2 separate regions of the Mus musculus genome follow, and region 2 is linked to region 1. Evidence: chromatin loops called from intact Hi-C (ENCODE). Cell type or tissue: heart. All regions are shown on one strand. Links, peaks and the distances in the headings refer to the core of each region. The heading gives the core; the rest is flanking DNA. Region 1 holds the start of Gm35197 (a long non-coding RNA gene). Region 2 overlaps Ednrb (endothelin receptor type B).

Evidence for each region. Peaks named below come from ENCODE experiments on the same cell type or tissue, not always from the same donor. Only the 100,000 strongest peaks of a DNase experiment are listed, where the experiment ranks them.
Region 2: it touches region 1 in a loop (2.8-fold over the local background); 3 of 42 quality-filtered maps call a loop at or near these places.

What each region holds. Positions count from the first base shown.
Region 1 is chr14:103,714,247-103,730,424 of GRCm38, forward strand. It overlaps Gm35197 (a long non-coding RNA gene), which reads left to right and starts at 4,780. Exons shown (of 3, transcript XR_383715.2): 1 at 4,780-4,813. In heart, for the core only: CTCF peaks have their summits at 3,419 (motif pointing right), 4,750 (motif pointing right) and 6,640 (motif pointing left); DNase peaks (open chromatin) are centred at 4,815, 5,135 and 6,885; H3K4me3 peaks cover 504 bases; H3K27ac peaks cover 778 bases.
Region 2 is chr14:103,809,384-103,825,561 of GRCm38, forward strand. Ednrb (endothelin receptor type B) reads right to left here. Exons shown (of 8, transcript NM_001136061.2): 3 at 14,009-14,121; 4 at 13,672-13,876; 5 at 12,255-12,404; 6 at 11,398-11,531; 7 at 10,548-10,656; 8 at 5,232-7,817. The coding sequence ends at 7,683. The region is part of intron 1 of Gm35197 (a long non-coding RNA gene); the gene reads left to right. Among named protein-coding and RNA genes, the nearest start is that of Ednrb, 27 kb to the right of the region's middle. In heart, for the core only: no CTCF peak of the experiment used is centred there; DNase peaks (open chromatin) are centred at 4,068, 6,358 and 7,708; H3K27ac peaks cover 447 bases.

The DNA of each region.
Region 1 (16,178 bases), core at 2,929-10,928:
ATCTAGAGACTGCCATACCCGGTGATTCATCCCATAATCAGCCTCCAAATGCTGACACCATTGCATACACTAGCAAGATTGTGCTGAAAGGACCCTGATATAGCTGTCTCTTGTGAGGCTATGCCGGGACCTGGCAAACACAGAAGTGAATGCTCACAGTTAGCTATTGGAACACAGGGCCCCCAGGGGAGGAGCTAGAGAAAGTACCCAAGGAGCTAAAGGGGTCTGCAACCCTATAGGTGGAACAACAATATGAACTAACAAGTACCCCCAGAGCTCGTATCTCTAGCTGCCTATGTATCTGAAGATGGTTTAGTCAGCCATCATTGGAAAGAGAGGCCCCTTGGTCTTGCAAACTTTATATGCCTCAGTACAGGGGAACACCAGGGCCAAGAAGTGGGAGTGGGTGGGTAGGGGAGTGGGGGGAGGGTCTGGGGGACTTTTGGGATAGCATTTGAAATGTAAATGATGAAAATACCTAATTAAAAATAAATAAATAAACTTATTTTTAAAAAAAGTCCAACTCTGTAGGAGTTGAATTATCTACATCGTAGGGTAGGAAAAATACTATAAAGATAGGCTGAAGGGAAGGGCAGGAGGTAAATCTGGAAGGCCCATGCAAGATAAAGATGGTGGGCTGGGCAGCACTGGTCTTTAAAGCAATTCCCCTATCCGATCAATTTATTATTATACCAGGCTAAACATTTAAGACAATCTCTCTTAACTACTCTAACTGTACATCATTAGTCACTAGAATATACCATGTAATCTAACACCAGAACCTATCCTCCTGTCTGTCATGAAGCTTGTGTTCCAGCATCTTCAATTTCTCCAGTGCTCCATCTCCAGGAACAGTATTCTTGCTGTCAACTTATATGAATTTATTGTCTTTATTCTGTGTGCATAAATGAGATCATATGCCATTTGTCTCTGCACCAGCAATTTGAATGCCAGCACGTATCTAAGAAGCTCAAATAAGTACACCCAGAAGATGCCTGCCCTCCAAGGTCATTGCAGCATGATTTACAATGGCCAAGATAAAGAAACAGCCTAAGTGAGAGACAGCCTTAGTATACACATATGTATAGATACTTATACATATGATGGGGGTCCTATTCAGATTTAGCAAAAGAAAATCTGTGACAATCTGGTTGAATGCAAAAGAAATTCCATTAAGTTAAATGAAACAGAATTTGATAAGAGGTATTTAGCACCTCCAGATCATCAGACAGATCATGAGCCAGGTTAGGTATACCTGTGAGGATGGCTGTCCAGGTAGTAGTATAGACCCAGCCTGCCAGGATATCTGCCAGGATGATCAGGTAGACAGATTTGGTGGAAGATTTGGTTCCAGCAGAGCCAAGTCAATAGGGGACTGTGTCTAACAGCTTCTTTTCATCCAAGCACAGAGGCATGTAAGAGCAATGGTCTGTCATCCCAAACTCTTGCAGATGTCATCACAGGCACCAGCTTTAACACATATCTTAGCACAGCACACTGTGGCCAACTTTTTCCTAGCTCTGAAAAGTCTCCCGGCCGTTTTCCTAGTCTCACTGCTGGGCTGCTAAACTGGTAACCCACCTTCAGCATTAAGCCGAAGCACCCCACTCCTGGAACCAGTTCTTTTTATTAAAGGCCAGTACAATGCTAGATCAAAAGCAGATCCGGAAACCGTGCAAATGGTTCAGTTGAGAGGTGCAGGAAATACTTCAGGGAAGAAAGAACCAAAGTAGTAGTAAAAGGACTGGTTAAGCTGAGGAAGCCACTGTGGGCAAGCAGTTAAGCCCTTCAGAAACTTTTGAGGACATTATAAACACAGCAGGCCTGTTCATCTCAAGAGCTGAGCTGTTTTTATAACATATCTGTTGGCTAGTTTTGTTTGTTTGTTTTTGTTTGTTCTTTGACATAAGCTAAGTTCACTGGGGAAGAGGGAACCTCAATTGAGAAAATGCATCCAGAAGATTAGCCTGTAGATAGTCTGTGGGAGCTGTTTCTTGACTAATGATTGATATGGGAAGGCCCAGCTGGAGGGGGACTGGCCCTGCAGGTGGTCATGGGAGCAAACTTTGAAGAGATGAGAATGAAAACCTGGTTCAAATGGACATCGTCATCCTGGATCAAAACTCGGGGCATCTGATGTCAGGCTGTTTATTCCCAAGAATTTAAACAGTATAATTTGGGAAAAGTTTTCTGGTGCAAGGGAATTCCTGATGCACGAGGAAGCATCAGGACAAGAACATAAAAACTCTCAACTCAGGGTACATGTCATTTCTTCCAAGAAGATGGGTTCTGGAGATAGGATACCTGTGATAGCTTAAGGGCCTAAGGAAGGTCTGGCCTGGCCTTGGTCATAAGATGGCATAGAGGTCATCTGGGTTGTTTTCCACCTCTGCTCCCTACTGTGGGAGTTTGGGAGAGTTTCTGGCTACAGAGATAATGTAAGGGCCAATTAGACTATTAGGTATCTCTGGTCCTGGTTGTGGGAGCTCAGAGGAGCTGCTGGTTGTAAGGGTCGTTTAGATTACTTACCATCCCCAGTTCCATTGTAGGAGCTTGATACAGCCTGGCCCAACAGATAACACAGGTCACCAAGCAACTAATTATTCTGATTCCTAGTTCTTGAGGAGGAAGATTGGGTTTTATGTCCATTCCCTTAGAGAACAGTCCTGTATACTCAGCATTCCTGGTTACTCTGGAGGTCTCAGGGTGCAAGACTTCATGCCATGCTCGCAACATCAGCTCCCCCAACATCAGCCCACTGTGGGTTCTGAAAGGGACGAGAAAAGTATCTGACTGTGAGGCTGACCAGCAAGCCGGTGAGCAGGATTTCATCATAGTTCTGCCGACTGCCTCCAGGTTCCTGGCTTGAGGTCTTGCCCTGGCTTCTCTCAGTCATGCTCAGTGATAGACTGTGATGGGGACTTGCAAGCCAATTAAACCCTGTCCTCCTCAAGTTGCTCCGGCCCTGGTGTTTATCATAGCAACAGGAAACCAAGTGGAACAACACAAGGTCTCAACAGTTAGCAGTTAAAGCCTCTAGCAGTGTTCCAGGACCCTCCGGCAGGCTCACGTCAGAGTTGCAGACCCTCCCCTCCAGCTTTGGTGGAAGTGGTCAGCCACTGGCAAAGCCACCCACTCTACTCTAAATCAGGGTTGTCGAGCTATGGCTCACAGATTTAACCCTGCTTGCAATGGTCTTTTTCAGTTTATAGGCAAGGAAAGATTTTTAGGTGTGGAAACTGTGGCTTTCAAAGCCTGAAAATAGTCCCTAATGTTACTTTACAGAAAGTGCTGGTCAATCTCTGATTTAAATGATTTTTATCACAATAATCCCCAAGTCTCTGGTTCAAAACAACACCTTGTCCTTTGACTTGTACTTGTGATAAAGTGTGGCCCTGCATCACTTTGTTAAACCAATAGGGGGCGCCAGAGTTCAAGGCAGAAATTTAGGGGGCTAACTTCGTGGTGCTTCCCCAATAAAGCACCAGCCTGTTATAGGACCTCGCTCCCCAGAAAAGGAGATGGTGACAGACAGCACTCTATGTCTGGGGAGGAAAGAAAGCCGGGATCCTGGTGCCCACATCCTTTACAATGCTTCACATCCTCCCTCCATTTTCCTAGGATAATCGGGGTTGGATCCAAACATTCATTAATGAGATTTATTTCCTCACACTAGAACGTATAGCATGCGAGTTAATCAAAACAAATTCTCCAAGGCCATCACTTATTTATCATTCTGTGTGGTTCTATAAAAGACCTCCCCTCATGTAAAAAATCAGGCAATCTCTTCATCTCATTGTAATGAGCATTTCATGGAGTTGTGCAACAGCCAGCAAAATAGTTACAGTAGCTTAAGTTTTAAATGACATCCAGACTAGACAGACCATTTCGGAAAGATGGTTCAGGGGTTACAGATGAGGACCACTTCTGCCGAGGATTAGAGTTTGGTCCCGACACAGATATGGAATGGCTCACAACACCTTAGTCCACCAAACAGCCAGACAGGCTAAACTGAATTAGCCTGTTACAAAGCCAACACTAGGACGTCTGGGTGGCTGCTTTGGTTTTAATAACCAAGGTCTTTTAAGATCCAAGCACAGAGACTTGTTTTGCTAATTCTGTTTAGCCGGGAAGGGTTGGGGCTAGTGGTATCTTGTCCTGTGGCTTCAAGTGTCTTTCTGGAGAGATTTAGGCTACTTTAAGAACTAACTCAAATCAGATAAGTGGCTTGAAACCAGGAGTCATGAATTCTATCAGATGCACGGTTTATCGAAATGACACAAACTGCTCAGTAGGAGGCAGTAACTGTGCCCCACAGTCTTAAGGTTCCCCTGCCACACTTCATTTGCTAATGGTCAAGTTAACAGAGAGGTCACCTGACATTTCCTGATTAAATGGTTCAGATTATTCAATCGTACACCGTCTGTAGTTTACAATGACCATTTTTATTTGCTGGAGACTTCAAAGGACCCTAGTAATCCTGTTTAATTTTTTTCTTAATATTTCCTTTCTATTTCTGTATCATTTCTGTTAAAAGCCGATCATGATCCACAATTTGGAAAATAGTTTCAGGGGACAATTATTTTATGAATGATAAATCTGGGTACATTTATTCCTAAGCAATCATAAAATTATGTTTTGTGAAAATGACTGTTTCTGGATGGATTCGTAGGGATTTTATTGTAGGTACACATGGATAACGAGCAGTGCGATACACAGCAGTTTACTTACCACACTACCAGGACAGTCCACAGGAGGGCAGCATCTACCCAAGGTATAGGACTTAAGTCACACTTTCTGAGCGGAAATTCTGGTAAGTGTATTAATTACTCTATAGCGTCCTAGGACGAGCAGAAAGTGGCTTACACTTGGCAGTGGAGAACCAATCTTTTCAAACCTGAAGAACTCTGATGGTTTTGTTTAATCCAAGGTATGCAGTCAAGTACTTGCTTTGTTCGTGGCTTCTTTCTTCCCTTTTACATTTGTCCTCTCTGCCTGCTCCTGCTTAGGGAATCCAGGCCTTAATGACTGAGTCCTGAGGATATGAACACAGCCATGAACACACTGCCCTGACTCCGAGTCATTGCAAACACTGCGCATATCTGTGCTGACTGATGCTGGCTCCCCGAGCCCCATTGCCATGCCTGCTGACTGGGGCTTTGTGCTGTGCGGGCTGCCTTGGTCTGTGAGCAGCCATGACCCTCGTGACCAGTGTCGATGAGGAAGTGCTGCCCCTCAGAGGAGCTGTGATCTGAAGGCTTTGCCTTCCCGGTGCTTGGAGAAGCTCTTCCTAACACAGTAGAATGTCCTTACACTCTCCAGCCACGTCAGCTTAAATCTACGATGACTGTAGGAAGGAAAAATACTATTTTGAATTTCTTTCTTTCCTATTATTGTAGACACAGCACTGTCTCACCTGAAGATCACAGGCTGAGTTAACATCGCCCTGTGATTCACTCCGCAGGAAATAGGCAAAGGATCCAGTCAGTCTTGTCAGATTTGAAACAAATTTCCTGCCCTTTGTTTTATTTGGGTGTCTATTGTCACAGGTTGGAACGTTGGCCCTAAGTGTATATTTGTTACAAGGGCTTTTTTTTTTTTTTTTTTTTTTTTTTTTTTTTTTTTTGGGTGCTGCTGGTTTAATGAAATCATGTCCGTACAATTTTGAAGATCCAAGGTGTATCTGGTCTATTACTTATGAGAATATTATGTTATTTCTTTTCTCTCCATTTTATTGGTTATTTTATTTATTGATATTTCACATGTTATCCCCCTTCCTAGTTTCCCCTCTGGAAACCCCCTATTCCTTCCCCCTACCTCTATGAGGGTGCTCCCCCACCCACCCACCCACCCTGCCTCACTGCCTTAGCATTCCCCTACCCTGGATCATCAGGCCTCCACAGGACCAATGGCCTCCCCTCCCAGTGATGCCCGATAAGGTCATCCTCTGCTACGTATGCAGCTGGAGTCATGGGTCCTACCCCCACCTCCATGTGTACTCTCTGGTTGGTGGTTTAGTCCCTGGGAGCTCTGGCAGGTCTGGTTAGTTGATATTTCTCTTTATCAGTATGCTACACAGCGTTTCCAGCCTTCTCTTGTTCTCGATCCTCTGTGCGTGTCCTTGCTCTGATTGACTGCTCCGACAACTCTCTCTAAGCCTCCCTTCAGTGCTCTGGTAGTCACTGATGAGACTGCTTGGGCAGCCTGGCCTGTCTGAACTGTTGCACAGTGTTGTACATCACCTCAGTATGTGGAGGACTGTGCTAAGATCTGTGCTGAGGTGTGTGTCCTCCTAAGACCTGTCGTGCTGCCTGGCTGCAGGAGACACACAACACTTTTTGGATAAACTGAACCAACCACCGGTCTCTGCTGATGCTGTTAATCATCTGGAGGCACAGAGGACGGGTTAGTGACAAGCTTTAAGCCTGGCATCTTTTTTTTTTTTTTTTTTTTTTTTTGCTGGAGGCAGGACTCCTAGACGGGTCCAGTCTGTCTGCAGGCTGCTTTGTAGAAGAAGGTGTAAACTCACAAAGGTGGAGGAAGGCGGGTCTGCTGTGAGCCATGGCAAGGCCAGGGCTATGTGAAAGAGAATAGCCTCAAGCTCTGCAGGAGAATGAGAGCAGCGCCCTCATGTGGCCAAACTCGAATAACATCTTAGAGCCACAAGTCTTGTTCCAGATTTTACTTCAAGATACAGGCTGCTTCTCTGCCCCTCCCCCCAAATTATAAAATTTTAATATTTTGTTTTAAAAAGTTATTTCATCCTCCTTCCAATGTCCAATAGGCTTCCAGGCAGTGATCGCTCACAGCTGCTCAGAGACTGGAATAACGCAGTGGGACCCACTGTCACCACCTTTCCCAGAAGTGACCGGGGCCACTGGGTTGCTGTGGCGCAGTGTCTGATCATCCCCAGGGACCCAGGGACCACACTGTCATTTCAGTGCGTGTACAGGAAATGGTTGCGTATTTGAGGGCCAGACTAGGGCCAGGGAGTGTGACACAAGGTTCAGCATTGCAAGTCGCAGCTGCATCTGTTTGAAGACACAGTGTGAAGGTGACATGGGGGAAATGCATCTCTAAGGCTCGGGAACAAGCCATACTCTAGAATTTGACGAATTGGTTTGATTTGGTACACATATCTTTACTGTGCATCATGAGATGACAAATCCTTCGGAAGTCAGAATCCTTGGGAAGTGAGCCCGTGAACGCCGGGCTTTCACTGGTGTCTAAGCAGATACTGCGGTTGACAGACACACCCTGTTGCTTCTCCAACTTAGGAAAACACAGGTGGTGCTCACTGCTGCCACACAAACATTAGAAGAGAACATCTCTTGATTCAATTTTTTAAATTTGTTTTTATTACGATTCCTTTAAAAAAAAAAACAACCAACTTTTTATCGGTTGTGAATTTCACATCATGCACCTCGTTCCTACTTCCCCCTCTGCTCATACCTGCCCTCCATCCTTGCAACTTCCATACAACAGGAAAAAAAAAAACCTCCTTGTGGAAGTGTAGTGCATCACAGGGTTTTCCACAGTACACACTTTGGCCCCCATTTCTTTGCCTGCAAGTGTTGATCTCAATGGCTTGTTTGTCTGGTTCGAGGCCTCTGGCTTCTGCTATTCTATCAATATTGGATCCTCACTGAGACTCCTCTCAGATACCCTGTTGTCACCCTTTGACATGGAGATCCTGCAGCTCTGGATCTGTAAGAACAGCTTGTTCAAGTACTGCATGTAACCATGCAGTTCATGGTTGGGGTAGATAATGCTGAGTTAGGCCAATTCAAAGCCCTGCATCTGCACCTGAGCTGGTCAGCCCACTGGCTCTCCCTTCCTCACACCCTCAGAGCCAGCTCACTGCAACCCCCATATCCAGGGCCACCTATACTGTGCTGCCCGAGTGCTACAGAGGTGAGGGGTAGGGCCAGCTCTCTTGCTGCCATGACCCCAGGGCCAGGTCTCCTGTCTACACTAGGTGATGAAGGGGGTCGGGGGACGGTAGCTCTCCCTCATCCACGCTACCACATGGGAATGAGTGACAAGTAGTGGGCCAGCTCTCCCAGGCTGCAGAGATTAGCAGTGGCCCTAGTAATGTGACCTAGTAATGTGGCTTTCCACGTGAGAGGCAAGGCTAGTTCTACCATTTCTCAAAGGAAGGCAGTGATAAACATCTAAAAGCCAAGTCTATTATTAATGTATGCAAAGAAAGTACAGGAATACTTGACAAGAAGAAGAGTTTTGCTTGAGTGTGTTATTTTTAATCTTATGAGACAAGAACTTGCTAGGCAATCTTAATCTTAAGATCTAAGAACTTGTAATCCTCCTGCCTCAGGTTGTCAAACGACGAGATGGCGAGTATATATCATCATTCCCAACTGTTTTATATATGTGTGTGTATATAGTTATATTTAAGTATAAGTTTTATAAGTATATTTATAATATATGAGTATTATATAAATAATAAGTATTATATATAAGTATACTTTTATTGTATATGCTTATTATATAATTATATATCAGATATACTTATATATTTTATATACTTATGTATATATAAGAATACTTATAATATATTATATCACATATTATACATGTATATATAAGTATATGTATGTTATCCCTAGGATCTCTCCCTTTATTATCATAAAAAGTAGTGATATTATTGAGCCACAAATAGAAATATGGATAAAGAAACCATCATGTGGTAAAATTATAAAGGATAAAATTAAAAAAAAAACATTGAAAACGTGGTGCTAAATGAGGAAAGCTTGTGGCAAAACGTATTCTCCAAGTGACAAGTGTCGGTTAAATTTTACTATTGAAACAAGATTATAAATTACATACGATCATATAAAACTATAATAAAGCTTACAAATATCTCCAAGAAGAATAAAGCTCAAAGTCAAGAGAACGATCATCCAGGCAAGAGGAGGATTAAGCATAAAGTTAGCACATTGTAGTTATACTTAAAACGCCATTTAAAAAAATTAAATTCTGAAGCTCATATAGCACAATGTTAAATGCATTCTGTTTTTACAGTAGAGAGATGATTGCCCTTCTGTGACATCACTGGAGGGAGAGGGAGAAGAAGAAGAACAAGCACGCGCATTTGGGTACCAGGAGGTTTCTGTGTTGTTTCACTGGGGGCTCTTGAAGGGAAAAAAAAGAGCCTGTGATCTTTCTGTTCTAGTCTGGTGCCTCCAGCCCAGTACCAGAAACAAAAAGGCAGACGAGAGGCACAGCAACAAGACCTTCACTTGTTCTCCTGAATGACTCAAAGTGCGTTCCCAGGACCCCGAGTGCAGCCTCACCGGGGTCCTGAGATTCCCATTCGGGTCACATTACTAGGGCCACTGCTAATCTCTGCAGTCTTGCCCCGTTCAATATGGAACCCGAAGGGCTTTGTCCTAGGAGATGGGATGGGACCTGAGGAGTCCTATGTAGATAGGTGTAGTCAGGTTGCATCTGGCTCATTCCTGGATCGGCAGACACGGAGTGTGAGAACATTGTGAATGTAACTGTGGAGAGTTTGTATTTAATACTTCAGACTGAGAAAGCTTTAGCATATTTTCTCTAGGCACCTGCCACATTTCTGAAGGTTTCATTGTTTCTATGCCTAAATCAGCTATTTTCTGAGCAGTGAGAATTATGTCAGTATGATACAGAGAACTGGAAAGTGGTCTCACATTCTTTTATATCTGAAGTCACAGAGTTTATGTTGTTATCTTCTGCAGGCAGAAGAAGGCGAGCATACAGGTTCCGTGCTGTCCCACAGTGGTTGATGATTGACAGCTGGTTAGCTGTACAGTGGGGAGCCAGGGGCACAATGCACATTGAGCATTTCCCTTACTTCTCAGAGGCCTCTTTCTCATTATCTTAATTTCAGCTACCTATCACTTGCTTCCAAACGGTAAGACATTCGAATGCAGACATCAGAGCTTCTTGGGACAGTGAATGGTGGTTAGTAAGTTGAGGGTTCTATGGTAAGCTTAGAAATCAAATCTTTACATCACGAAAGATGTAAAGAACGTAGTGACATTAAAATCCGCCAGTTAATCTTTGTTGTTGTTGCTGTTGATCATAGACAGAAAGTTGTGACGTGGGAGCTACTGGCAAACCATAACTGATGAATCAAATCTAATTTTGAAAATGAAGTTGCAATGTTCTGTAGCTGCATTGGTTTGTTTACTTTGTTGACAGCTGAGTACAGTATTGCAAGAATAATGCTATGGCTACAAGCTAAAATATCTATGCTGATGTGGAAGATGGAAAGCACATGGCCTTACACAAAGAACTGCAGGCAACCAAGGAATGCTGAGAGCAAAAGAAATCACCTTCTCCAGGGAGGAGCACACCAGTGGGTTATCCAACACCCATTGGTCAGCCCTGAAAATATACATACAAGTAACACAGCACTGGCTGAGCGGGTTGCATTGTTTATTAGGAGTGCACACACATGCACGCACACATGAGCATAAAGAAAAGGAGTTTGAAGGAGAGAAAGGAAGGTGTTCATGGGGGGATTTGGAGGTGAGGGAAGGAAAGGGCCAAAACCTGTAATTACATTATAATTAAAAAATAAAAAAAAAATTTTTAAAACTTAAACATTTGCTTGTGGCACTTCACAACAAAAAGTTAGCTATATCTTCACTGGAACCACGAAGCTGAAGTAAACAATACAAAATTTGAAGCAAAAGCTTTGACCTTAAGCACAAAGTGGTATTTAATCACCATTAGCAGAAGGAGATAGAACCCCAGTCTCCCATCTCAATGATTGTTAGGTCAGCTTTTAAATTAGTATTCTGTATGCCATTACCTAAAATCTTACGTCACTTATCAACATTTTCTGTATCAAATTGATGATTTGGCAAAAGGGTAACCCAAACATAGAAAGGGATAAGAATGGACTCGAAAGGGTACTTTCTGCAAAGGCCAGTCTTAACCTACCATTCTGAAGTGTGGCCCTTATTCAATGTGAAGAATTACGGAGTTTCCGGAGCCAGGTCTACCGTGTCTGGTTCTGTAGACAACTGTGAGCAACTCAGCCCTATCCACACCTCAACAGCTGGTTGTTTTCTGAAACAACTCTAGGATTTGATGTACTCCTGAGCCAGGTTTGCCCTTTTGGGAATAATGCCTCAACCAGATCTATAAGACTACTGTCATAACTACTTTTAGTCTTGACCAGTCTTTAATGCCTTGTAAAACCCTGTTCCAACATATGTTTTTCCTCTTCCCTAAAACTCCCAAGTCATGGTCCTGCCATGATGGAATCTGAATGACTCAGATCTCATAGCTTTTATTATAGCCTAGATCACTGTGTTTCTGATTGCTCTCAGGCAAAACTACGTACTCTGCCCTCTTATCAGTTCTCGCTTTCAGACACTGTGGTTAAGGCTGTTGGCCATTCCAATGAGACTGAACCTACAGCTATCTTCTCGATAGCCTATTTTCTGAAGATTCATTGTTTTCTTTCATAGCCCAATTTTGAAGCCCCAGCATGTTCTGCAACCACAGACATATGTGCTTTGAATGTAATCTCAGAGTTATTAAGTTTGAGCTTCAAATATTTGAAGTCAACAGACAACAGAATTAGCCTTTTATGAGATAGCCCAGTTGTAACTAAGGCCTTTCTCTATCAAAGGAATGAACGTCTCGCCTGTTGACCCACTCTCATGTGAGCTCAGACCGCTTTAGACCTCCTTCAACACAGACGAAGAGTTGATTGAAGGTCTGGATTCTCCTGGTAAGAAGAGTTAGGCTCTCTCCACCACGTGACTTCACAACTCACTGGAGACCTTGTTCTTTTTTCTTTCTTTTTTTTTGTTTTTCTCTTTTTATTAAACAATTTTTATTAGATGTTTTCTTCATTTACATTTCAAATGCTATCTCAAAAGTCCCTTAGAACCCCCCCCCCTTGCTCCCCAACCCACCCACTCCCGCTTCCTGGCCCTGGCATTCCCCTGTATTGGGGCATATAATCTTTGCAAGACCAAGGACCTCTCCTCCCAATGATGGCCGTTTAGGCCATCTTCTCCTACATATGCAGCTAGAGACACGAGCTCTGGGGGTACTGGTTAGTTCATATTGCTATTCCTCCTATAGGGTTACAGACCCCTTCAGCTCCTTGGGTACTTTCTCTAGCTCCTCCATTGGGGGCCCTGTGTTCCATCCAATAGATGACTGTGAGCATCAACTTCTGTATTTGCCAGGCACTGGCATAGCCTCACAAGAGATAGCTATATCAGGGTCCTTTCAGCAAAATCTTGCTGGCATATGCAATAGTGTCTTTGTTTGGTGGCTGATTATGGTATGGATCCCTGGGTGGGGCAGTCTCTGGATGGTCCTTCCTTCCATCTCAGCTTGGAGACCTTGTTCTTACAGTTAGCTCACCTACAGAGCACACAAGTTCTCACCAGGATTCTTGGTCACCAAGCGAGGGATTTTCACTTCCCAGTCAGTTCACTGAAACAGCATTGACATCTCATTCAGTGTTACGTGAAGCTGGGGATGGACTCTTCACCCTGCTTAGTCACAGCTTGCAGATTATTGCTTCATGTTTGCTTGGAAAAATCCCAAGAGAAAACTAACTGTTCTCAACTCCCAGAGACTTTGCCTTTCATACTTCTTGTAAAGAGTCAATGTATTGGGTGGATGCCTTCAAGAAAATGGCTGATTTTTTTTTAACCAGGTCTTAAACATTCTACTCAGCCCTCATACCAGATTGACGTTGGTTGTTTTATATTACTCCCCTGAGAAAAGGTCTTGTAAACAAAGTGCTAATGTTTGGACATGTTAGGAGTTTGCTCCCTGGGAAGGTAATAGTTGGGAACTATCAGAGGCAAAGCCATCTGGGAAGTTGCTTTGTCTGTGTGAGTGTGGCCTTAACTGGGGCTACGGGGCACTCTTCTCAGCTCCTTTGCTTCCCGACTGACAAGGTGAATGGCTTTGTTCCACCATGTGTTCCCATCTTGATGAGCTATCTCATCAGAAGCTCAAAGCAGCAGAGTCACTGGGTCAGAGATTGGAACTTCCAAAACAGGAAGCAAAAGCGAACCTTTCCTCTTTGAAGTTATGAGTTTAGGATAGTTTGCTATAGCAATAGGTAGAGGAATTTTAATCCAACAACATGTCTGCTCTGGCTAGGGATGACATCCAAAGACCTTCTAGGCCTGTGTGATCTGGCTGGAACAACACACCATTGGTTCCCCAAAATGACATCTATTGAGCTGCAGACAGGTCAATAAGTGGAGAAAGATCTGACAGCATGGGTCAGAGATAGGATGCACCAGCTCTCATGAGAACAAACAGGAAAGAGAGCCTGCTTAAAAGGAGCGCAGCAAGAGAGGTGGAGTTATAGAGTTCAGTTGAGTTCAGCTGAGTTCCTGTCGGTTCCGTTCTGCACATGAATGTCAGTGCGGTTCAGTTTAGCTCATGGAGTTCAGAGTCAGTTTTTCCAAGCAGTGCACCCTACCCTAAATGTCTCCATCAGGGCCTTCATTTCCTTCTCCTCAGCTTCTGACTCATGTAACCCCAGCCACTTAGGTCTTGCACTGTCTTGGTTCCCTCTCCCCCACCCCTCCTACCCTCCTCTCTCTCTGATCTTTCCTTGGTTCTCTTTGCACTCTTGGCCTCTTGGTCCTCTCCCTCCTTGATCCTCTCTTTTGTCCCTCCCTCCCTTTCTTGTTCTTCCTGTCTCTCTCCCCTCATGGCCTGTTTCTGTGTGCTGGTCATGAGCAGAGTACTTCTTTCTCTCTGCTCTGGACTCTTCCAGATGTCTCTGGCTGTGTTCGCCCTCATATCTGCAGTAAAAACCTTCTCTTCATCCATACCTTGGAGGGTCATGTCCTCATTTTCATTCATTGAATAGGCTATGAAAAGTTTATTGCACCATGTATATCTGTATCACACAGGCACATGTCTCAACCACACATGAGTTGATTTCAATCCCAATTGGTCTTGCAGGTACTTCAGAAAACACATTTTTTTTTTTTTGAGAAACAATTACACTGAGTCTTTGAACAGATGCTTTGCAGGAGTTTACCATGCCCGTTGGCAGTTGTAAGTAGCTCTTGGAATCCCCAGTTTCTAAAATGCTGTTGACATGTTGCCTGCTGTCATCTCAACCATGATTTCTTCTGTTCCTATTAAATGGCTATATCATTTTTACCATTCGTCTTGAACTTGGGGATGTGAAGGTGTGGGAGACAAGTGGATTTGTATAGTCCAGATCTCTAGCTGAAAATCCCTGCTTGAGGGAGTCATCACACTCCCTCTTCCCACATCTCTCACTTTAGATGTGCCCCTCCCCCACCATTCTTCCGTTTGTCCTCAACATTCTCTGGCTGTTTGTCTGAGGCCATGCCTGGACCTGTAGTATCTATGAGTCCCTATCCTGAGTCAGACACGTGCTTTTAGAGTTTTGTGATCTCCCCTGACTTGGGTAACGCTCCAATGGATAGGATTGTTATTTTGGCTTAACTGGATGGGTCATTCGGTGCCTATTACCATTAACAGCATCGGGCGCCCAGTAGAACAGTGCACTTAACCCCTTTTTGAAAGCTGTCCTAACCTTGCCTTCCAAAAGGTTACTGAGCCCAACCCTGTAGCTATGCTCGCTCACACACTGGCAGGTAGGTCCAGTGCGAGGGGTTTTCTTTTTCCTACAAGGATCAGAGATTTTGTCTGGTCACTTTTCAAGTGCTGTGTAACTCATACTTAGAGGTATAAAAGCTTCCAATGGTGGTGGACACAGCCTAAGGTGGGCAGGGAATACCGAGGAGAGAAGAGCCAGCGCACTGGTAGACATCTCGGGAAGTTTCACTGAACCCCGCCCCATCTCCCACCATTACCCGCAGCCACAGGTTCCCGGAACATCTGCATTCTATGCTGTGCTCCCAAGGGCACTTTGAGCCAGTGCCGACTTGCAAGCCTGCGCTTCAAATTGTGTACTTTACAACTTCTGCTTTGATTCAGACAGCTGTTTTAGGTATAAAGAGAGTGGTTCGGACGCAGGACTCAAGGCCAAATGCATAGGTGAAGTAAATACCCAAATTCCGTGAATCTGACTATTTACAGAGAGAAGGCATCTGATGACAGTTCTCACTGTGTGCCTTCCCTGGGTGTCTCCTGCTGCTTCTCTTTCAACTACTGCTATTGGTCGTGCAACGGATTCTTGCAATGAGAAACTTTAACATTTTAAAGTAAAGAAATTAAAATACAGTGGATGCAGCGCAGTGTGTCCACACTCCGACCGTCCGCTCGCACACTCCTGTGAAGGTCACAGGACCGCAACGTTTCAGAGTGGCTTCTCCCTTTCCATCACGTGAGTGCCCAGATCCCTCATGCTTAACAGCAAAAGCCTTCACCTGCCCAGCAGCTCGCCAGAGCTAACACTTTTTTTGTTTTTTAAGTGGCGAAGACATCTTCCTGTTTCCAGAGTGATTATTGTCATTGCAGGAACCATTGATGTTGAGATTATCATTCATTCAGATAAGGAGAAAACATACATAATATGTATGACTACCCGATTTTTCCTTTTTCCTGTTTTCTGCTAGGCCTTCATTTGTCTCTGAGAAGAAACGCTGTCATCATCAAATTCATCATTTTTTTTTTAAACTCATATGCCACACACATTTGCTCAATTTTCTTTTTCTGTTCTTTCTCACACCGGGATGTGTCATCTTCGCCAAGGGCTCATTAGCCTTAATTAGGAAGTCTGCTCAAACCCACCCATCCTTTCTCCTGAAATACAGCTGGCAACAAACGAACTCATCTGTTTCACATTTCCATGGGGGGGGGGGGTTGGGGGGGTGTGTGTGGGGGAACTCATGAGGCTGGAGTTGCTTTCTTCCACTATCATAATTAAATCGTTCCTCTACGTGTAAACATTTCAGAAAGAAATGTCTGTCAGCCGCACTAGCCCAGATGAGGACCCGGAGTCTGAGGACTCTCTTTTCTTGATTTTAAAATGCCCTGTGTGAGATATGCAAACATACTTTTGCCTCAGCTTCCCCTGTTGTTACCTCTAGTGGCCCTACGTATTTCATAGATGCTGTTAGTAAGAAACGAGGTGACATAAGGGACACAGACCTTTTCCATTGTTGCTTAAAATATTTTAATTACACATTTAAAATATGGTAAAATGTAGTTCCCTATGCCCAGTTCAAGGCCAG
Region 2 (16,178 bases), core at 3,071-11,070, 95 kb after region 1:
AAGCATTTGCAGCCAATAAGTTAGGGGCTGTACAGGGATTCCAAGATACGGATTTGTTTTTGGAAAACGTGCTGCACCCTGTTGGAAAATAGTTTCCTGATCCAGTGGTGAACTAAAAACATGCTGTATAAAACTGGAGGTCTTATACATGTCTGTTTAAATGTGAGTGTGTGGATGTCTGTATGTACTTGTGCGTGTGTTGGGGTAGAGTGAGGAAGGAGAGATGGTTAGAAAAGTTGCTTTTGTTATTCATCTTTAATTGTCACAAATTAGATGGCAACCTTAATCCCAACCCTAACCCCTAACTCTAACCCCTAACCCCAACCCTCTAAGTAACACTAACCCTCTAACCCCAACCCCAACCCCAACCCTAACCTTGACCCTAACCCTAACCCCAACCCCAACTCCAACCCTAACCTTGACCCTAACCCTAACCCCAACCCCAACCCTAACCATCATGTACAGATCCTGAAAGCAAGGCATCCTTAAGCATGAGGTCCGCTTACTCATGCTTGAACACAGGATGGAAGGGGCCGAGTCCACATCCTCTTACCACAGCATTTTCATACTGCATAGTTACTGGAGGTCTGTCAATAGGGAGAAGACAATATTATAGTTTGGCTTTCCTTGTTAATAACGTTTTCCTTCTCTTCCCTGGATTTTTCTTCCTTTCCTTGTCCCATTTCTAAAAGTACTGTAACTGCACTGAATGCTGTTCCTTAATTTTTTAATTTGTTGTAACTATGTACATTTAAAATATTTTTTTAACTTTTAAAATTGAGAATTATACATAATGGTGCATATATCTCTTTGTTTAAGGAAAATGATTAGAAATTTATTATAGAAATATGGTATATGCAAAATAATAATTTATAAGTCAAGTCATCTCTTTAAATAAAGCTTCAAGGCCAGCACCTCCTTTTGTATTTCTTCAGTCTCAGTTGTCCCCTCTCTACCAGGAATGACAGCTGTGCTTATTTATATTATAATTTCCTTTAATTTTTCTTGTTGATGTATGTGTCCCTGTAACTACAGCTTTACTGTAGTAGAATTTTCTTGTGAGCGCCCAACTCGCCAACACCACAACAGGATCCTTCTGCACACGTTTATTAGTAGAGCTTGATTGCAGAGGCAAAGAGACCCCAAGCCCAAAACTGGTGCTGCTTATAGAGGCCTAGGAGAGGCGTGTCTCACACCCGGATTGGTTATGCATGGGTTATGCGTACCACCTCATTTGCAAGTCTCACATCTGATTGGTTAACATGTCTCTCATCTGATTGGTTAACTTGTCTCTCATCCGATTGGTTAACTTGTCTCTCATCTGATTGGTTAACTTGTCTCTCATCTGATTGGTTAACTTGTCTCTCATCTGATTGGTTAATTCTCAAAACCTCATCTTGGCAAAAAAACTTTACTGCCTATGTATGCATGGTGGCCAGTGGTAACCAGCGCCACCCTGCAACGGCACATGTGGCTTCCCACAGAATTTGAGCTTTATATTACCAGAATCATACTGTTGCCCAGCAGTTTCCAACAGAGTTAGTCCCCTGCCATGTCTCTCAAGAGGTATTTGCTGCTGTTTGGAAATGTGTTCGTTCTCACACTAGGAAAGGATGCTACTGATGTTTAGAGGATGCTGTCAAGCATCCTACATGTTCAAAACAACCTACCCAGCATTGCATATGCAAGGCAGCACTCAAAATCAAAATTTTAATCATGAGGAGCTTGATCAACTTGTGGAGAGCACTTGTTCCATTTTATTGACATATCATATGGTCTAGTAATTTAAAATATTGCTACTGGAGTTTGAGTTGTTTCCCTTTGGGGACTGAAATAAATAATGCTGCCTGTGAACACTCTGGTCTTTGTATCGTGATCCCATGAGAAATTCTCTGCAAGTGGAAATTTCTGGTCCTTGGATAAGTATTTCTTTCCTATATTAATTCCCAAGTGCTTCTCAAAGTGGATGCCTGATTTTTACTGCGGCACATTAAGAACAGTTCGGTCTCTGTACCGCCCACTGCTTGGGTCATCCTTGTAGATTCCTATAAGTTTCCAGCGCATGAGGTTTCTAGCTTATCCCATGGAGGCTCCGCCCATTCATTTGTCTTTCCCAGCACTCTCTCCCTCCATCCTCCCCTGGCCTGATCTCTCCTGTTCCTGTACTCACCTCCCAACATAGACATGCCCCACCCCCAATCCGCCCCTGATGAGGATTCTATTTTCCCTCACGTGGAGAATTCATGTGTTCCCCTTGAGAGCTTCTTAGCTTTTCTTGGTCTGTGGATTGTAGCCTGGCTATCCTTTACTTTACGGCTAATACCCACTTATCAGTGAATACATACCATGTTTCTCTTCTGAGTCTGTGTTACCTCACTCAGGATGATCTTTTCTAGTTCCATCCATTTGTCTGCAACTATCAGGTTATGGCCATTTTTAACAACTGAGTAACATTTCATTGTGTAAATGTGCCACATTTTCTTTATTCTTTGGTTGAGGGACATCTCAGTTGTTTCTAGTTTCTGGCTACTATGAATAAAGCTGCTATGAATGTAGTTGAGCAAGCGTCCTTATGGTGTGGTGATGTGTCCTTTGGGTATATGCCCAGGAGTGATATAGTTATGTCTTGAGTTAGATCCTTTTCCAATTTTCTGAGAACTCACCATATTGATTTCCAAATTGGCTGTATATGTTTGCACTCCCAGCACCAGTGGGCGAGTGCTCCCCTTGTTCCACATCCTCCAACACGAGCTGTCACTGTAATTTTGATCTTAGCCATTTTGACAGTTGTAAGATGGAACCTAAGAGTCATTTTGATTTGCATTTCCCTGACTCCTAAGGACATTTCTTTAAATGCTTTTTGTTCTTTGATGCCTAGACCAATTGTCATCAAAGAGGCTTTACCTGGTAACTTAGGGAAACATGCAAAGCCCCTCAGCCAAACATGAGGCAGAGCTGGGGAATCCTGTGGAAGAGGGGAAGAAGAACTGCAGGAGCCAGAGGGGTCAAGGACACAAGAAAACCCAGAGAAACAACCAACACAGGGTCATACTGGCTAACAGAGAAGGAACTGACATCAGGGAGCCTGCACAGGACTGACCTAGGCCCTCTGCATAGATGCTACAGTTGTATAGCTTGGTCTTCTTGTGGGACTCCTAACAGTGAGAGCAGGGACTGTCTGACTCTTGCCTGCTTAGAGACCTTTTCCTCTTCCGGGTTGCCTAGTCCAGGCTTAATATGAGGGAAGGTGCCTCATCTTACTGCAACTTGATATCATCATGGTTGACAGCTATTCATGGAGGCCTGCCCTTTTCTGAATGGGAATGGAGAAAGAGGGGATGGGGGAGGGTGGAGAGGGAAAGTGGGAGGCAGGGACTTAGAGAAGAGAGAGAGATGAAACTGCACTCATTGCTTTGATTAAAAGTGTTATTTTTTACAAGGTCAATTTGTTGTTATTCAAGTCATGACATTACAAATGTGTATATATTTTCTACACAAGAAAGAAGTTATAGGAAGAACAGCAGTTGTTTTTTTTTTAAATTAAAAAGATTTATTTTTATTTACTATTTACTTATTATTATTTTTTAAGTATAGATGTTTTGACTGCAGGTATGTCTGCATACCTCATGCATGCCTGTAGTTGCCCAAGGGGGTTAAAAGTAGATGTCAGAACCCTTGGAAATGGAGGTTCAAGATGCTTGGGAGCCACACTGTGGGTGCCAGGGACTGAATTCAGATCCTCTATAAGAACAACCACGGCTATTAACTGATGAGCCATCTCTCCAGCCCTTCACAAGCATCTAACATCAGCGTTTTCTTGTAACTACCATTCATTTATCCCCAGAGGCCATTGTAGAGCTATAAATGCCTATGAATATCTTCCAATATACCAGGCATCTTTCAGTTTTTAACTTTTCTCTCGTTCAGCACTCTACTTTCTCCATTCTTCTGCTTTTATTGGACTGACTGCTTCTTAGACAAGCAGAAGTATTTGCAGTGCACCATGCTGACGTTAATCATTGAGTTTCCTGTGTTGAACTCACCTTTCCAGGGCTTCCTTCCCTGGTTTCCTTCCTGGTTCTCAGCTTACTGAGCACAGTCTGGTTGTCAGCTTACTGAGCAGTTTGGGAGAGGCCCTTCACATGCTATTTGTTGTCAATTTTAGCCTTCGGAGGTCTTGACTTTTGTCTTTTATCTCTTCTACCATATTTTCAAATTTCAAGAGCACTATCTGAATTTCTAAGTTTTCTTTTGAATATTAAGCACCTTGATTTGGTTTCCTTTGTCTTACATCTCTGGGAAAATCAAGCCTAATCATGTGGACTTTTTCTTTTGCTTCTTCATGCATCTCCCACATTAATTGCAAGTTTCCTAAGATGCTTATTGGCTTATTCACTCACTCATACTTTAAAATGTGGCACCAATACTTCACTTACAGCTTTTATGCATGCGCACAGAATGGAGATGGCACACACCCTGTTCAGAGAGAACTTTCCTTACTCTCTATGTGTACATAAGAAGGATCCCCAATATGTGAAATTAGAAAATGATCAACTGGGAAGGATGGCTAAGTATGTGTGATCAGAAAATGATCAACCATGAGTGATAGCTACATATGTGTAATAAGACATAGCAAGGCCATTATAGTGGCATTTAAATTCACTTTCCTTGATAATTATGTGTTTAACATAAATGATGTCCATTTACTGTTGGGCCCCATTTTGGCCCTGGTTTGGGCCTTGAGGATAAGCCCCAGCCTGGCTCGAGTTTCTGCAGCGTTGTGGGAGAGCCTAAGCCTGGCTCTAATTTTGTGACCTGCCTCAGTCACTTCTGTTATCAGAGTGACTCAGCAAGACCTGTTTGGCCCTGCCTTTGCCCTGTTGCTGATGTAGAGCTCTGCCATTGTCAGTCCCTCCATACCCTCTGTCACCATTCCATGTCTTCAATGTCATCTTACCCCACCAAAAATCCCCTCCCAATGTTCTGAACTTATTTAAGAGAGGCTGATGCCATAAAGTTGAGTTCCTGCTTCAACAAGACTCCCAGCTCGGTGCGTTTCTTTGGGCTGTGGACACTCACCATCCTGCTCAGCCCCAGAGAGACCCCGGTGGGCGGGACCAGCAGTTCTCTCCTCTCTCCTGGGCCTGCCGGCAAGGAGCAGGCACAGTTACAGCATCTCTATTCATTTTAATGATTGACTTAGGATTTATGAATGAGTAGCGAAAGATAAGCTGCTCTTTTAAACCATTTGAACGTTTATTGGTTTTGCTTACTCAACAAGAAGTTAGCAACGACACAAGCTGCCACTTTAGGTGACCAGAGCAAAACAAAACACAGTTATTTTACACGGCTTTATTACAAGTGCATGTTAGGTACAACACACCCGCATTTGGATGAAAACAGTGTTCCTTTGGCTGTTGCACATTATCAATACTGAAAATGTTTGAACACAGACCAAAAATAGCAGTAAATAATTTGGGAGAAAATAGGCTGAAGTCACTTACAAATCGTTTGACCTCTAACATCCTTGTTAACACTATTTTTATGCATTGCTATATTAGGCTACTTAAATGTTAGAAAATATGCTTTAAATTAGATGGTACCTTCTCTTATCTTGGTTTTAATTATGCAAGGGAATCATGTTTTTTTTCTTATCACCCTTGGTCTGTGTGCTAAAATTTTTAATAAAAAAGCCACTTAATATAGTTTTATTGTATATATTATGTGAATAGTATTCTTATGCCATTTCATAATTTGGCAGGACGATTATTGCCCATGAAGAGGGAAGGAACATCTGGGTTAAACAAAGATGTTAGGACTTAAGAATTTAGAACACAACAATAAAACCAATCTAAAACTTAGTAAAAATTAAAAATATATCCACGCTGTGAAACTACTGGGGAGCCAATAACTAACTTAAAATTGAAGATCTGGGGCGTCCTTTATGATTAAAAAGCAATCTGTACACACAAGAACTGTGGGTGACTCCTAAAGAGAGTCATGTGTCACGTGGATTCAGTATTGTTCTTGGTTTTTTACCTCATTGTCCCGTTTGGGTTTATTGTATTGTCACAATGATTTTGGTAGAAAACTGCATTGTTAAGCTCATTTTCAACATGTGGCCTGGGTTATGAAAAGAAGAGAAGAGAAGAGAAGAGAAGAGAAGAGAAGAGAAGAGAAGAGAAGAGAAGAAAGAGAAAAAGGAAGGAAGGAAAATCTGTTATATTTTAAGACAAGGTTAAAGCTCTCGGGCTTGGTTTGTTCCCGAGTCACGCTGAGAACGCTGCGCTTTGTTTTGCTGGAGCCGAACCAGGACCTTTCACACCGACATGACGTGGCAGTGACGAACACAGGGCTAAGAATGGGAATATTTCCCCACGGGCTTCCTCTGGCCCCACCTCATTTCCTCTCTCTTCAGTTTTCTCTTGGGCATTCTTTCACACACCGCTCATCCGGAGTGAACCTAAGGCACGTCGTGGAAGGAGATTAAAAAAAAAAAAAAAAAACCTAGACAAGAATGCGCAAAGAGGAGGATCTTGCAGACCCCGAAGCAGTTTGGCTTCTACGTTTTAGAAAAAGCACCATGTCCAGAACGCCTTTCTATTGGCTATTTTCAGGAATAACATAAAAAGTTGGTAGTATGCCTCCGAGAGAGCTGGTTACAGTGACTATTTTCTATGGCGTTAAACCACGGTATTTTCGCTATCATATTGTGCTGTGGACCATTTTCTCTACAGCATGGCTGAAAGGATGCTCCCTGCTTCTTTGCCATGTGGACACTGCACCGGGCAATTCACATTCTGTCTATAACCGGGTTACTGGCATCTCTTTGTCAGAAAGCTACGAACGCTGGGACCTGCCCTTTGTTAAGTCCTCTACGTGTAGTGCTTATAGCTAATAGCTAAGTATTTACAGATGATGAAGTTGAACACATGGAATTTAAACTTCAATCATGAAAGGATATTTGAAAGAACTTTAAAGAAATCATAGGTAGTGTTCTGTTTTGTGTCTTTCTGCAGAGTATGTGTGAGGGAATTTCAGAAGTCTCAGGCATAGCAGCTCACGCTTTCCCATGTTTTCTCTGTGGCATTCGCAGGCTGTCTTTTCTTCCCCCGAATTCTGATCATTTCAATGTTGGTAATGACCAAAAAAGTTTACCAACCATATTGCCTTTTCTTTTGCATATAGTTACAATCAGATTAGTGGGTATGATAGTATGCATAAAAATTTATTAGTTTTTTTTTTTTTAAGTTTCAAATTAAGCAATTGAAACTTCGTTTTAAGAATTGTTTTGCAATGTCATGCTTTCTTGAATCCAGATTCATAGGACTGGATAATAAACTCCTGAACAGAACTTCAGTGAAGTTCTCGTTTTTTTAAACGTAAGTGGCATGTGAACGCACTAGGGGCTTTTAAGAGCTCTGCTGAAGTGCTGACTAAGAATCTAAGTGCTTCCCCACGGAGGAGGGCTTCATTCCTTCCCACAGCTTTCTTAGGTTGTAAACAGCCCGTGAATATATCCGGTGTTGAGCGTCAGAACAGTTAAAAATAATCCCTCTCACACGCGCGCACACCTTTCTGCTAGCATGGTTTTTTCCATTTTGATTTGGCAACGGTTTCATTTTGTTTTAATGGTATCTGTCCACAATGAGGACAGTGAGATTCGGCGAGTGTTCTTGCCTTCAAGACGAGCTGTATTTATTGCTGGACCGGAAGTTGTCATATCCGTGATCGTTGGCTTTGAACTTCAGGCAGGACTGCTTCTCCTCCAAGGACTGCTTTTCCTCAAACGTTTGGCACCAGCAGCACAAACATGACTGTATGAAACAGAACGACCATTACATGCGTACTCAGGCACACGGCCACCGCTCTGCTCTTCTTGCGCTGGGGCTCTGACTATCCTTGCAAGTGTGGGGTTCCGGTTCCCTCTCTTTCCATACCCCCTTTACCCCCCCCCCTTAAAAAAGAGATGCAATTAAGGCCAGCAAGATGGCCTGGAGACATGTTTGAGCACTAGAACTCATGGTGGAAAGAGAACAGACATCTGAAAGTTGTCTATGTGCACACACACATGCACATGTGTGTGTGTGTGTGTGCACAGATTCTGATACACACATGCACACACACACACATAGTAGCACTTATGCATCATGTGATGCATATATACCTTGCATTCACACAATAGTAATAAATAAAATTTTTAGAAATTGAAAAGGCGATCACATTTGTGGGATGTGCTAATTTTTTGCAACTATGAAGTACAAAGAAAAAAAAACTTATGGAATTAACATTACTTAAGAAACAGTCACTAATTGTTTTTAGTATATGTGTGTATCTCTCTCTCTCTCTCTCTCTCTGTGTGTGTGTGTGTGTGTGTGTGTGCGCGCACCACACAAGAGGCCAGAGGAGGGTGTCTGTTGTTTCTTTCTATTGCTTTTTCTCTTATTCTCTTGAGACAAATCTCTCATTGAACCTGAAGCTCACTCACTCTGTCTGCCTAGCTGACTGATCAGGTGTCTTTAGGATTTCTTTGTCTCTGTCCTGTAAAGCTAGGGTTACAGGTTTAGGCAGGCAAGCCTGGCTTTTTACAGGGGAGCTTGGGTTTGAACTCATGTCCACAAGCTTGCTCACCAAGTGCTCTTTCCTGCTGAGTCATCTCTTTAGCCCCGAAAGCCACCTTAACTTTTGACACTTTATCTTATTTACTTGGAAATCGATTCTTGATGTGTCACAACAGTGAAAGTCAAACATTTTTTCTTCGAGAACACAAATACTACAATTGCACACGTGCCTGTGTTCAGACTTAGGTAACTAGTGTCTGTGCCCCATAATCTGCTTTTCCTCACTTGACACTGACATACATTTCCTCCCATGTCAATGAGTTTAATACTGCCTAGCTATTTGAAACCTACATGTTACTCTTGCGTGCATTTTCCATATTGTTGTGCTATGAATTTATAAAGGATGCAAGTACCTTGATTTTATTTTTCCACTTTTCACTGGAGTTTTTAAATTTTTAAAACTCTGTTCAGTCCGTTTGTTTTATGATAGTCTATGGGTCTAAGCAAATAGGTTTTCTGTTTGTGTTATGATAAACTCTATGCTCAGGGAACTAGCGGGGTTTCTGTTCTGTAAAGAAAGGAGTTGGTTTGGATAAAAGTTCTCTTCCATCACTAATTTCTTAGTTATGAATGGGCAAGGATGTTTTCAACTATCTCAGTGTTTACGAGGAAATGAATTTTGATTTTCAGATAATGAAATACCAGTGACAGTGTCCATTCTCTTGCGAGGGGAGGCATATTTTACTTGGTGTTGCATTATTGAGAGAATGGCTGAGTGGAAGAATGGGTGTCATATTGCCAGCATCTGAGGTAAGAAGGTAGACTTATATTCTACATGGAGTAGCAGATTGCCACTACACATAGATGGGAGGAAGGATGGAGTAGAAATGATCTTAATTTTTTATACTTACTATGTGTGTGTGGGTGAGGTGGGGGAGATGTGTGTGATGCCCCAGAGGAGGACATTGAGTGTCCTGATCTATCCCCCACCACCTTATTTCCCTAAGACAGTGTCTCTTACTGAACCTGGAGCTAAGCTAATGCCTACCAATCTCCAGAAATCCTATCACTAGAATTATAGGCATGTGGGTAGCCATGCCTTATATCCCCCGCCCCTCCACTGCCCTTCTTTCTTTGGTGTTTTAAGATAGGACCTTACTGTATAACTCAAACTGGCCTTGAAAGCAGAGAGATCTTTTCTTCCCCTCACCCAGCACGGCATGCCCCACTTTCCCCATCAGTGCTGGGCACTGGAACCTTTACCCACCTGCAGAGCAAGAACCCTTACCCTCTGAGCCATCTCCTAGCCCTTGACTTTATTCCCACCGTCCATGAGAAAAAGAGATTAACTTTCTTATAACCCAAATTGTAGTTGAACAATAAAAAAAAAAGTCTACCAAGATCAGAGGAACACTGCATCTAACTGGGTTTCATTCTTATCTGACTACATGACAGTGATTATCAATATATGTAATTTTATTAAGCTACACAATTCTAATAGTACTGGTGAGTGGCTAAGGCATCAGGGCATGGCTTACTATTGTCAAGGATTTATAAGCAAATATTTCCTATAGTGCAAAAGTGATATTTACAAACATCACATATGCAGGGCAGTGGTGGCATGCATCTTTAATCCCAGCACTTGGGAGGCAGAGGCAGGCAGATTTCTGAGTTCGAGGCCAGCCTGGTCTACAAAATGAGACCCAGGACAGACAGGTCTATACAGAGAAACCCTGCCTCAAAAAAACCAAAACCAATCAAACAAACAAACAAACAAAACAAAAAACAAAAAACAAAAAACCAAAAAAAAAAAAAAAAAAAAAAAAAAAACCAACAACAAAAAAACCCAACCCATCACATATATCGCAAGGCAGGGAAAATTAGCAATCTTCCAGCTCTCTCTAGATAGCAATATTGGTGTGTTTTTTAAAGCCTATATTTGATGCCAGATCACAGGAAACATTTTATTTTAGAAGAGTTTCTTACCTTAAAGCAGTTTTTGAATCTTTTGCTCACCAAATACAGAGCGATTGGATTGATGCAGGAGTTCAAAGAAGCCATGTTGATACCAATGTAGTCCAAAACCAACAAAAAGCTGAAAGAAACCCAAAGTTGTCTTTAAAGATTACATCCCTCCAAGTGTGTATTTAACTTGCACCTTTATGTTTTTATGAAGAAAGCCCAAATCACCTACATGCAATAATTTTATTTAGCCACTGATTTACCAGCAGAGGTGCCTGTCTGTGTCTCTGCCTGCCTGTCTCTTTCTCCGTCTGTCTTTGGCATCTCCACTGCCCTATCCCACCTTCACCACCAATATGCAGCATTTCTTTTAAAAATAAGATTCTCATTTGGAAGCGAGGGAGGACTGATCTGAACATTGATGTCTCCGATCTGACACTTTTCATCTTGTCACTCATCACTTTGACGACTGTGCCTACATTCCCAAGGCTTTTCCAGGCCCTCTAATTTACCCCATCTAGAGCAATTGCCAATCGAAAATCGGTCTTAATTGGCCTCGGTGGATAAGAAAATAGTATTCTTTCTGCCTATTAGATGGATTGATAATGGGGAAGCAGCTGGATGACAATTCCATAATTGTTTCTATTCTCTCTCTTTCAATCTAAGTTAGCACAGGTTACTGAGTTTCATACATACATATGACATACATGTTATGATATACATGTTATGACATATATGTCATCACATACATGTCATGTTCTTCTTTATTTACCTCTCTCCCTTGGCACCCTCTCCAACCCCCTCTATCTTCCCCCGAACAGCTGCCACGTCTCCTTTTATGTCACATGGGTTCCACTGGATTTTCTTCTCTTACCTCAGAAGCTCACACCTGTGTGGATTGCTCTGGTCATACAGGGTGAGCTTCAGGATCCGGCTGAGGTGAAGGGGAAGCCAACAGAGAGCAAACACGAGGACCAGGCAGAAGACTGTCTTGGCCACTTCTCGTCTCTGAAACAGAACCACAGGCCCTTAGAAAGCTAGCACACACTCTCCTCAAGTAGGTATTTAATCCTATTTACAAAATAAAGACTCGGGACAACAAGCCTTCAGTTAGATAGTCAGTGTGAATGAGAACTAAAATTGCTAGTACAAGTACCTCCACAGTGGCTCATGTTCATCTATTGCTGCCCCGCTCCCAGCTATATGAGCACCAGGCATGTGGTCCACATGCACACAAGCAAAACTTTCATATACATAAAATAAATCTAAAAATATATTATACATTCACTATGTGCACATGTGTGTGTGTGTGTGTGTGTGTGTGTGTGTGTGTGTAAGTGTGAAACTAGACAAGGTTGTACAAGCCCATACTACCGTCATTTGGGAGGCCGAAGCAAAAGGACAATCTAGAATTCAAGGATATTTTTGCCTACATGGTGAATTCAAGGCTAGCCTGGGGGTGGGGGGAGGCTAGCCTAGGCTAATCGAGATTCCATCTTAAAAGGAATCAACAACAAAAGTCAATGATTCTCTCTAGATCATTATAGATGATATACTCTCTAAGTAAGTAATATAAAATTTTTTTGTTACAGGAACAGAATGAAGAAAGTGAAAATATGTTCTAGTGTGTAAAATTAGCTCATCATATCATCATCATGTCATCATCATCATCATGACTTAGATCTGACCATAATTATGGCTATACTCTACTAGCTTCTTCCATTCTCTTACCTGCTTTAAGTGATCATTCAAAGCAATCTGCATACCGCTCTTCTTCCTGAGCATTTCGCAGGTCATCAGGGTATAAAAGACTGCAGTGATGGCTAGCGGCAAGCAGAAGTAGAAACTGAACAGCCACCAATCTTTGGCTGTCTTGTAAAACTATGGGGAAGAAAGAATTTTTATGATTAATATCTTCTGCTTTAAAAAACCCCATATGTATCAAATGTCAATTACAAATGCCATATTCATCAAAGGACAATTATTTTGTAACATCTTCCATATATGTACTGTATAGGGTTTCGTGGGCCATATCTACTGAACACATAAATAAAGGCCTGCATTAAATAAAAGAAACATTGAAGAACATATTTCGATTCTTTGGGATGGTATAATAAGCTGTAGGGAGCTGAGCAAAATTCTTACGTGTAGACAACACTGAAAAAACAAATATTTCAAATTTTAGGTATTATTGGTATTAAATATATAAACCTATTTCAGTGTTTAGGTGATGTTTCCCCTTTCAATTATGAGTGTTTAGTGTGAAAAACAGGTATGAAGAGATCAGGGCTGCCACGTAAGTCAGTAGTGTATACCTGAAAGGTTGTTTAGGACAGTGCTTGTAAGTTACACCTTTCCTGTCTTCTTTTCTTCTGTTACCTTTCAAAAACCTTATCTATACAGATATGTTTCTATAGGAAAGAATTTTATGTCCCCAGTGTGTTATTCCCCTTCTAGTAAACTGCAATTTCCTCCTTGACTTTGAATTGGTGACCCACTTTGTTCTTTTACTGATAATTGAATGTATAGTTCATAAAGTTTTTATACTCTTTTACATGTAAAATAGAGAACAATCCTTGATGATAGACCAACCAACCACCTTCTTACTAACCAATCCTGTTAAAAATAAGTCTTATATTTAGTATCTATCTTTTCCCTATTCTTTTCCTATTTTCTGATCAGAAGTTCTTTAGTAGGTGGCCAAAAATTGATATTATTTTGAAAGGCAGATTTTCTTTTAACACCAGAAATGAAGGGTCAGGCTGCCATTCCAAATCCACTAAGGTTAGGCAACTTCTATCTAAACATCTGCTAAACCATCTGCTTCTCTGACAATGTTGGGTTGTCTTGTGTAGATTACACAATAATAATCAATCCTGTGGGACGTTAGACACAAAAGCCATAAAGTCACAGCCATTCTTGCAGGAACTTGATTTATCTGGATCCCCAGGGTGTTCTTGGAGAAGTAATTATCCTGACTCTTGCAGGTTGGGTCATTAGTGATGGTTAACCTCACAGTCTTGGGATCCAAACTCTTAATTTATGCCAAAGGTAGTAATAAATCAATAGCCTACCAAGGTGGGGAACTGGGGGAAATAGTGAAATATTTATAAGGAAAGTGCAGAAAGAACAAGCAAAGTGAACGTACCTGCATGAAGGCTGTTTTCTGAAAGGGATTAAGCATGCAGACCCTTAGGGGCTTTCCTTTGTAGTCCGACGTAATCATATCAAAACCTATGGCTTCGGGGACAGCCAGAACCACAGAGACCACCCAAATTAAAACAATTTCTACTGCTGTCCATTTTGGAACCCCAATTCCTTTAATTCGACTCCAAGAAGCAACAGCTCGATATCTGAAGATATAAACAGAATGATTTGTCTAGCAGGTAGAGCTTGGTTGTATTGAATTGCAAAGTTTATCTCCTAAGTGACATAACAGTTGTATGTTGGATTAGGATCGCCTTGGCCTGAGAATAGACTCTTACCTGTCAATACTTAGAGCACAAAGACTCAGCACTGTGATTCCCACAGAAGCCTTCTGTATGAAGGGCACCAGCTTACACATCTCAGCTCCAAATGGCCAGTCCTCTGCGAGCAACTGCATAGAGGAAACGGGAAGGTCGGTTACGGAGATTTTTCTGAGCTGAGCACTGAGTGCCGGTGATTAACGGCCAGAGGGAAGGAAGAACTGCCCTTTGAAAAGGCACCTGTGTCCAATATAGAACACACTGGAAGTAACACAAGTGCAGCTGGTTTATGAGATTTTTTTTTTATGTGCAGACAGTGGCACAATCAGGCTCTCCTCAGAAAGGCCAATGCCCCAGTGGCTTACTGGCACTTTAGAACAGTGATTCTCAACCTGTGGGTCATGACCCTCTGGATGGGGAGCTGAACAACCCGTTCAAAGGGATCACCCAAAACAAATGGGGAATAACAGATGTTTAAATTACGCTTCATAACAGAAGCACAATTAGAGTTGTGACTTAGCAAGAAAAAGTAAGTTTATGGTTGGGGGAGGGGCGGGGCGGCGTCAGTGCAACATGAGAAACTGAATTAAAGGGTCAAAGTATTAGGAAGGTTGAAGACCACTGGTTTAGAAAACAGAACCTGCATGTCTCATAAAACTGCAAAGCTAAGGTGAGGACCATGTTAAAAATAGAAGTTTTATTAAATAAAAAGTTAGATAGTCTTAAGTGGAGATGACTGGACTGGCCCTGCTCTGTGGAGAGCATCATGAGTGCTCAAGGTTTTGCCCCGATCGATCAGTGGTCCCTTTACTTAACTCAGCTGGAGTAGCCACACCACTCCCTGGATGCACCGGTTGGGTGTGTGTCTGCTACAGGGCATCTGGTCTGTGCCATTTTTTACCCCACGCTCCCACATCCCCAGTCTTCCCACTAAAGATGGCCATGTCCTCTCTCACTTCCCTCAGGACTTGCTCAGATCTCCTCGCTCCACAGCACCTACCTAGATCACATTGCTTCTCCCGCCCCTGACGAGGCCTCTCTATCTCCTTCACTCCCTCCCCTCTTCCTTTTTATTATAGTTCTTACTAATCTTACTGCATATAAAAGTGACTTTATGGCTTGTTTGGTTTTTGCTGTCTGACTCTCTGAAGTGTAAGATGCATATGAGTTCCCCAGTTGCTTCCAATGGTGCCTGAAACACAGCAGATGCTTGGCGAGTGTTCATATGGCTGAAACAAATAGGTACCGAGCAAAAGGACATAGTGCATTCTCTTTCCATATTTATACACATATTTCTCTTTATCTGGCTTCAATGACTGCTATTAAATGGAGCTGGTTTCCTTCTTAGACACTGGGTGTGCCACGCTGGTAAATGAATCATGTAAGGTAGACATCTGGATCTAATATTCATGAGATTTTGAAAATAAAGAGAAATATTTATAATCTATGCGGTTTGAAAAACTCCTTTAGAAATAACTTTACAAAAATGAGAGCTACTCTGAAACACAATTGGAAATTTCTGCCCTTGTACTGGCAACGGAGACTCCAGTGAGTGTGTCAAGCTCCGTGGATTGTTCTGTGGCCGGCATGGTGGCACAGACAACAGTCTGTGTCTCATTACAACTGAGATTGGAAGAATGAACATGAGACCGATTTAATTTCTAAATTAGACATGAAAAAATTACACAGATACATGCAACAAAGGTTGGGAGACTTTCCACATGCGTATTTAATACCGGGGCTTGGAAATTTACAGGGCTGAGCACATTGACAAGCAGTAAAGGGGAAGCCAGTGTAAGCCAGTCACTGGTATCAGGAAGGTAATGAGGGGTAGGCAGCAAGGTTTGGGATAATCTTTATCTAATAAGCATCAGATGCTATTTGTCAAGGAACCCCAAACATGAAAATTCCCTAATTTTTATAGAGAAGTAAGAAATTGGATCTTTATATGAAATCATACAATGTACAAAAGGTACCAGTTGATCCATGTTTTAAAAGACATTATTATATTATGTTGTATTGACTAGGTAGATTCTATAATGTGTATGAGAGCTTCTGGATTAGTAAATTAACTAGTCATTAGTTCATTCAACCAACGGGCATTGAATATTCACCATAAAGAATATTCTGAGTACAAGGCGCACTACTGGTTTCTGTAGAGCTTACATATAACAAGGAAGACACAAAC